2 separate regions of the Homo sapiens genome follow, and region 2 is linked to region 1. The links are chromatin contacts, found by Hi-C or POLR2A ChIA-PET in ENCODE. All regions are on one chromosome and are shown on one strand. The core of a region is the stretch at or near the end of the contact, and the rest is flanking DNA. Distances in the headings are between cores, read along the strand shown.

What was found. Hi-C counts contacts between places; a loop is a spot of excess contacts on that map. ChIA-PET counts read pairs that join two places held with the same protein, here RNA polymerase II (POLR2A). Pooled maps may share reads with other maps.
Region 2: a loop to region 1 is called in a pooled map, with 2.2 times the contacts of the local background. The contact joins two enhancer-like sites. A Hi-C loop is called at or near these places in 1 of 37 single-sample maps with no recorded cell type and 2 of 50 pooled maps. POLR2A ChIA-PET finds 5 or more read pairs at or near these places in 2 of 52 experiments (activated CD4-positive, alpha-beta T cell and endothelial cell of umbilical vein).

What each region holds. Positions count from the first base shown.
Region 1 is chr10:102,801,247-102,805,163 of GRCh38, forward strand. The region is part of intron 2 of WBP1L (WW domain binding protein 1 like); the gene reads left to right. It also overlaps the pseudogene RNU6-1231P. Among named protein-coding and RNA genes, the nearest start is that of CYP17A1-AS1, 29 kb to the right of the region's middle. Within about 2 kb of position 1,990, at least 16 of the 41 ENCODE cell types and tissues checked have a DNase peak (open chromatin) inside an H3K27ac peak, as active enhancers do.
Region 2 is chr10:102,659,074-102,662,990 of GRCh38, forward strand. No RefSeq gene overlaps it. Among named protein-coding and RNA genes, the nearest start is that of TRIM8, 17 kb to the left of the region's middle. RefSeq lists a silencer at 2,195-2,254. Within about 2 kb of position 2,203, at least 25 of the 41 ENCODE cell types and tissues checked have a DNase peak (open chromatin) inside an H3K27ac peak, as active enhancers do.

The sequences.
Region 1 (3,917 bases), core at 740-3,239:
TATTATCTCCATGCATTTTTACGGCACCTGTACTTTAATTCATCATTCCATCAGTTATTCATTCAGCAAACCCTTATTCCAGTGCTCTTGAACTTTAGCAGGCATCAGAATTTCCTGAAGGGCTACCGAAAACACACACTTCTGGGCCCTACTCCCAGAGCTTTTGATTCAAAACTGAGAATTTAAAAACCTGAGAATGTGCAATTGTAACAAGTTCCTAGTTGATGCTGTGACCTCCTCTGGGCTGGAAACTGGAGAGACAGAATTCTTACCTTCAGAAGGTAATCCAGCGGGGAGGGGATAGGATGTGCATTGGCCCAAACCCCAAAGCCACTCCTCCCTGTTCTCATCCTGGGGCTCTCTCCACTCAGCAAGCTACATTTTCCAGGGAGAGATCAAAGTTGGGAATTTCTGCCCTTGAGATCATTTGGGAGAATTTCACCCAGGCATCAGTTTCCCCTGGTTTGGGCTTTAGGAGGGAGAGGGGTATGTTTCTGGACAGTGGAATTTCCCTGAAGTGACACAAAACAGGCTATTAGCAAATCCTGTCAGTGCTGCCCAACTCGTTTTTCATTTTTTATTCTCTCTCTTTTTTTCTTTCTCTCTCTCTTTCCTTTCCCTCCCTCCCATCTCCCTCCTCCTCTCTCCCCTCCCTCTCCACTCTTCCTCTCCCCTCCCTCCCCACTTTTCCTCCCCCCTCCCTCCCACCCTTCCCTACCCTTCCCCCCACCCCCACCCTTCCCCCACCCTGCCACCCCTCCCCCACCTTCCCACCCTTCCCCCCACCCTCCCCTCCCCTTCCTCCACCCTCCCCTACCCTTCCCCCAGCCTTTCCCTTTCCCCCTTCCCCCTCCTCCTTCCACCTTCTCCTTCCTTCCTTCCTTCCTTCCTTCCTTCCTCTTTTTGTGTGTGTGAGACAAGGTTTCACTCTATCACCCAGGCTGGAGTGTAGTGGTATGATCTTTGGTCACTGCAGCCTTAACCTCCTGGACTCAAGGGATCCTCCTGCCTCAGCCACTTAAGTAGCTGGGACTATGAGTATGTGCCACCATGCCCATCTAATTTTTGTATTTTTTTGTAGAGATAAGGTTTCGCCATGTTGCCCAAGCTTCGTTTTTTACCTGCCGTTTTTTTTTGTTTTGTTTTTAGTTTGTCTTAAGATACCCATTGTTAGCAAGAGCTCAGTAAATAGGAGTTGATTGAATTTCCAGTGCCAAGAACAGAACCTAAAAGCAGACTTTGGACTTGTTCCTAACCTGTGTTTCTTTTTTCCTTTTCTTTCTTGAGACAGCGTCTCACTCCCTCGCCCAGGCTGAAGTGCAGTGGCATGATCTCGCTTCCCAGGTCCAAGCGATTCTCCCACCTCAGCCTCCCAAATAGCTGGAATTACAGGTGTGCGCCAGCATGCCCAGCTAATTTTTGTATTTTTAGTAGAGATGGGGTTTCACCATGTTGGCCAGGCTGGTCTCCAAATTCTGACCTCAAGTGATCCACCTGCCTCAGCCTCCCAAAGTGCTGGGATTACAGGCATGAGCCACCACACTGGGCCCTGTGTTTCTTTATGGAATACTTTTTGGGGGTTAAAAGGGAAATTGAAAGGAAATTTTAAAGGAAACCCTGCCCATCTATGGTTAAGCCTGTAACAACAACAATAAACACACTAAGAACTTACCATACATCAGGCATAGTTCTGCGTATACTACATATATTAACTCATTTAGTCCTCACAGTGACCAGATAAGTTAGAGACCTTTATTCTCCCCGTTTTACAGATGAGGGAAGTAAAACCAAAATGACCAAGGTCACAAAGCTAGAATATGTGTTTTTAAGCTGGGCTTTGAACCCAGGCCATCTGCCTTTTCTCTTCCACGTCTGCAGTCATGCTTGTAGGAAAGTTGGCTGGGCTTTCAGAAGAAGTTGCGAGTCTCTGACGTCTTCATTTCCCAAATTCAGGCCTTTTCCACTGTGGCAGTGGCAGGAGCTCTTGCTGAGAGCAAGGAAGGGCCAGGGGAGCCAGTCACCCACCGTCCTGCAGGATGGGAGGAGAGCTCACTTACAGTATGCTTGAGCCTCCTAATGGGGAATTTCCTGCCAGTTGAAGAGTGGTGTTTTCCCAAGTTTGTAGTGAACTCTTGGGGTTTGTAGTGTAGTCATGGGGCACATGACTCAGTTCCTACACTGGACTGTGATTGTTTTTAAAAACATGTTTTCCATTTTGCTTAGCATGACAAATGCACCCCACAGTGAACTCACAATTTTCAAAACTTGTCTTTGAGGAATGTAGTCTCTTGGTAGGTGTGTGTTTGTTGGGGAAAGGAGGGTCATATTTCTGTCTCTGGTGTGTCTTTTGTTGGGTTTTCCTTTTTTTTTTTTTTGGAGGCAGGGTCTTGCTCTGTCTGTTGCCCAGGCTGGAGTGCAGTGGCGCTATCTTGGCTCACTGCAAGCTCCGCCTCCCAGGTTCACGCCATTCTCCTGCCTCAGCCTCCCGAGTGGCTGGGACTATAGGTGCCTGCCACTACGCCCAGCTAATTTTTTGTATTTTTAGTGGAGACGAGGTTTCACTGTGTTAGCTAGGATGGTCTCCTCGTGATTCGCCCGCCTTGTCCTCCCAAAGTGCTGGGATTCTAGCCTTGAGCCACCGCGCCCAGCCAGGTTTTCCTTTTTTTTAAAGTTTTCTTCTTTGTGCTTACTTCAGCAGCACCTATACTAAAATTGGAATGATACTGAGATTAGTGTGGCCCCGGCCAAGGATAGCAGGCAAATTTGTGAAGCACTCCATAAAAAAAAGTAAAAAATGTAAAAATGAACTTTCTTCCTTGGTTTTGAAATCTAGCTAAAAGATTAAAATTTTTCCTAAGTTGGCCAGGTGTGGTGACTCACACCTGTAATCCCAGCACTTTGGGAGGCTGAGGTGGGTGGATCACTTGAGGTCAGGAGTTCGAGACCAGCCTGGCCAACATGGTGAAATGCCATCTCCACTAAAAATACAAAATTAGCTGGGTGTGGTGGTGCATGCCTGTAGTTCCAGCTACTTGGGAGGCTGAGGCAGGAGATTCGTTTGAACCCGAGAGGCGGAGGTTGCAGTGAGCCGAGATCACACCACTCCACTCCAGCCTGGGTGACAGAGCAAGACCCTGTCTCAAAAAAAAAAAAAAAAAAGCCCTTTTTTTTTTAAAAAAAAAATTATACTTCTGGTTCAGTGAATCTAGCCTTTTTCTGGATCAAGGATTCCTTTAAAAATCTGATGAACACTTTAAATTCTCTCCCCAAGAAAAACTTGTAATCACACTGCAGTAGTCAGGATAGGCTAAGTTGTGCCACAGGAACAAGCAAGTCCAAAATCCTAGTGACCTAAAAACAGCAGGTTTATTCCTCACTCACACTGTGTGTCCATCGAAGGTTGGATGAGAGTTTTGTTTCCACTTCACCATCCTCTGGGACCCAGACTGATGTGAAATCACCATCTGGGATGTTGCCAGTTGCCAAAACAGAAGGAAGACTAATGGAGGGTCTCATATTAGCAAGACACATTTTGGCCTCTAAGTGACATATATCACATCCAATCTCAATTCATTAGTTAGACTTAGTCCCAAAGCCTCACCCAGTCACAAGGGGGTCAGGAAGTTCAAGCCTACCCACATGCCTAGAAGGAGAAGAAGCAGAAATACTTGGCAAACATGAAAACCAATGCATGAGATTTTCTTTAAAACGGGGAAAACAAAACAAAACAAAACAAAACAAAAACAACCATGTTGGCCAGGTGTGGTGGCTCATACCTGTAATCCTAGCACTTTGGGAGCCAAGGTGGGAGGATTACTTGAAGCCAGGAGTTTGAGAGCAGCCTGGGCAACAAAGTGAGACCACCCCCCTATATCTACAAAAAATTTAAAAATTAGCCAGGTGTGGTGTGCACCTGT
Region 2 (3,917 bases), core at 953-3,452, 140 kb before region 1:
TCTGGGACTGAGGTGGGAGAACTGCTTGAGCCTGGGAGGCAGAGGTTGCAGTAGGTCTAGATCAAGTCACTGCACTCCAGCCTGTGCAACAAAACAACAGAGCAAGACCCTGTCTCAAAAAAAAAAAAAAAAAAAGGGTAAGGGTGCTGATTCCTGAGGCCTAGCTTAGACTCATCGGGAATCTCTGAGAGCCCAGGAATTTGCATTTTTAACTCTATTCTCCCATATCCTGGGTTTAGAGAAGTGCTGCCATTGTGGTGGTCAGGGTCCTCCCTGCTGCTTGTCACAGAGGCCACTGCGGGGAGAGGAAGCTGGGACACCCCCAAGGCCCTTCTCTGGAGAGGGGCCTCACCTTCAAAAAGGCTCCGGTTGTTGCCTGATGCTCTGCACAGAGCTGTAAGTCCGCAGCCCATGCACTTCTGTAATCTGCTGGGTGCCTAGTTATCTTTCTTCTTGTTTGGGCAGAATCCGGGCCTGAATGCCACCCACCCCAGGAAGCCCAGGACAAGGCAGACAGCCTTGTAAAGTCCCATTCCTGCCAGGCGCGGTGGCTCATGCCTGTAATCCCAGCACTTTGGGAGGCTGAGATGGGCGGATCACCTGAGGTCGGGAGTTCGAGACCAGCCTGGTCAACGTGGTGAAATTTCATCTCTATTAAAAATACAAAAATTAGCCGGCATGGTGGTGGGCGCCTGTAGTCCCAGCTACTCAGGAGGCTGAGGCAGGAGAATCGCTTGAACCTGGGAGGCAGAGGTTGCAGTGAGCCGAGATCGTGCCACTGCACTGCAGCCTGGGTGACAGAGCCAGACTCCATCTCAAAAAAAAAAAAAAAAAGTCCCATGCCAGTGGTCCAAGCCTCACTGACCCCTAGCCACCCCTCCCCTCAGAAAAATAAAGGCTTGCCGAGCACGTTGGCTCATGCCTGGAATCCCAGCAGTTTGAAGGTGGATGGATCACTTGAGTTCAGGAGTTCAAAACCAGCCTGGGCCACATGGTGAAACCCCATCTCTACTAAAACGAAAAATTAGCCAGGCGTGGTGCCACGGGCCTGTGGTCCTAGCTACTCTGGAGGCTGAAGTGGGAGGATTGCTTGATTGAGGCTGGGAGGTGGAGGTTGCAGTGAGCTGAGATCTTGCCACTGCACTCCAACCTGGGCAACAGAGCAAGATCCTGTCTCAAAGAAAAAAAAGAAAAATAAAGACTTTGGGGCTGGCCAGACCAAACCATAGCCTTGGTCTTGCTAACTGCCTCCGCCTTCCTGCCCTGAGGGAGTAGAGGATGACTCGGGTGGGGTGGTGGACCCTTGCTTCATTGTTCCCCTCCCCAGTGTGGCAGGGAGCCAGGAGCAGTATGACAACAGCTGGCCTACCCCTTCCCTCCCCGTGCACCTGTTTGGGGCTAAAGGGAGTGGGGAAATGACTGGAGCACAGTGCCCCTCCAGCCCAGGGTGCAGGATGCCTGGGGGCAGGTGCCGGTGGACAGTCACTTCACTCCACTCAAATCTGCTTCTGTCTCACTGTCCCTTTCTCCAGTTCTCAGGAGCCCTGAGACATCCCCCGTGCCAAGAGTTGGGAGCCAAGATAAAAAGCTGCCTAATTTCTTTCCCACTTGGCCTAGTTTTGTTTTGGCTGAGGGGAGAGGCCCTTTCCCCAGGTGCGTCAATCCACTGAGATGTGGAGGGGACATTCTGGTGGGAATGGGATGGGCTTGAGCCCCTCCATGTCCCAGCTTTGAAGCCCACTCCAGACAATGACACGCTCAGGCACACATCTATAGGTGAAGCAGCAGCTGCCCAGAGTTGGCTTGGGGGGGGTTCCCTAGGCAGCCAGGGAAGCAGGGAGACGCTAACCCACCCAGCTGTCCCCAGCCACCCAGCTGTCCCTGGCTTTGTAGGAGCAGCTGTCACCCAGCTCCCAAAAGGGTCGGGGCAGAGGAGGCCCAGAAAGAGCTGGGGCTGCCCCAGGGAACAGGCTTATTCAGAAGTCATCGGAGGGGCCTTCTCTGCCCTGAACTGGTGGCCCCTTGGAGGGCTGGCTGCAGCCACAGGTGCCCCAGTGCCCAGCCCTCCCCTCCTGCCTTCCCCCAAAGGCCATCACGCCTCCCCTTTCCGGGAAGGGTTGGGGATCTGACCACGTCTCCCTACCCCACAGACTGGGGCCGACAGCTCCTGTGGCCCAGATGTGCTGAGCCCGCAGCGAGGCCACCGCGAGGGAGTGGGTGGGGGTGGTTTCCTCTGCTGCCTGCCGGCCCCAGCTCTTTCATGTTGCCGCCCTCCCCATCCCAGCCCGGAGCCAAGCAGCTGGGCCGCTCCTGCCCCCTCCCTCGGCCTCGCTCCCAGCTGTCTTTGGGGTGGGGCAGGGCAGCTGGGGAACAGCTGCAAGGCAGGAGCCTGGGGGGTGATGGGTGCCCCCTGCAACTGCCGGAAACGGTCTTTGGGCCAAGAAGGGAGTCTGAAGGGTGGGGGTGGAGAGGGCGAGGCCTAGGGGATGATCGGCTCCACCCCTTCTCCCAGCGCATCTGGCCAGGAGACCCCAGCTCAAAGCCCCCTCCAGCTTCAAAGGGCACCCTGGGGTGGGAGGCAGGAGACGAGGGTGGATGCCCTGACCCACTGAGTCCGCACCCCAGGGCCCCTCTCTCCAAGCTGTGACCTCACCTCAGGGTTCTTAACAGGCCTTGCTAACACTCTCCCACTCAGATCCTGTCATTGTCACCATGGCCTTCCTAAGACACCCTCATCTTCTCCCATCCGAGGGTGGGGGAGAACCAATTCGATTCGCAACTTCAGGACCCAGGACCCATCTAGCCGCCTGGGGGATTCCCTACCCCACCTCTGCAGCCTGTAAATTCTGGGGGAGGAGGCCCTGGAGGGAGGATCAGAGGCATGTCCTTCCCCAACCTCCCACTCTGGCCTACTAAGAAATGGGAGCAGGGCTGACCCTATGAAAGTGTGGGAGGTGAAGGAGCTGGAGTCGTGATTCCTGGGTATCCCCAGACAGACATCACCACACTACAGCCCCTCTTCTAAGGTGATCCCAGCACTTTGGGAGGCTGAAGCAGGAGGATCCCTTGATGAGACCAGCATGGGCAGTATAAGGAGATCCTGTCTCTATAAAAAATTAAAATATTAGGCTGGGCGCGGTGGCTCATGCCTGTAATCCCAACACTTTGGGAGGCCAAGGCAAGCAGATCACTTGAGGTCAGGAGTTCGAGACCAGCCTGGCCAACATGGTGAAAGCCCAACTCTACTAAAAATAAAAAAAATTATCTGGGCCGGGCACGGTTGTTCACACCTGTAATCCCAGCACTTTGGGAGGCTGAGGCAGGCGGATTACGAGGTCAGGAGATGGAGACCATCTTGGCCAACATGGTGAAACCCTGTCTCTACTAAAATACAAAAACTTAGCTGGGCGTGAAGGCACATGCCTGTAATTCCAGCTACTTGGAAGGCTGAGGCAGGGGAATCGCTTGAAACTGGGAGGCGGAGGTTGCACTGAGCAGAGATCGTGCCACTGCATTCCAGCCTCGGGACAGAGCAAGACTTCCTCTCAAAAAAAAAAAATTATCTGGGTGTGGTGGTGGGCACCTGCAATCACAGCTACTGGGGAGCCTGAGGCAGGAGAATCGCTTGAACAGGGGAGGCGGAGGTTGCAGTGAGCCGAGATGGCGCCATTGCACTCCAACTGGGGTGACAGCGCGAGACTCCATATCAAAAAAAAAAAAAAAAAAAAAAGGCCGGCACGGTGGCTCACGCCTGTAATCCCAGCACTTTGGGAGGCTGAGGCGGGAGGATCATGAGGTCAGGAGATCGAGACTATCCTAGCTAACACAGTGAAACCCCGTCTCTACTAAAAATACAAATAATTAGCTGGGCGTGGTGGCCTGCACTTGTAGTCCTGGCTACTCGGGAGGCAGAGGCA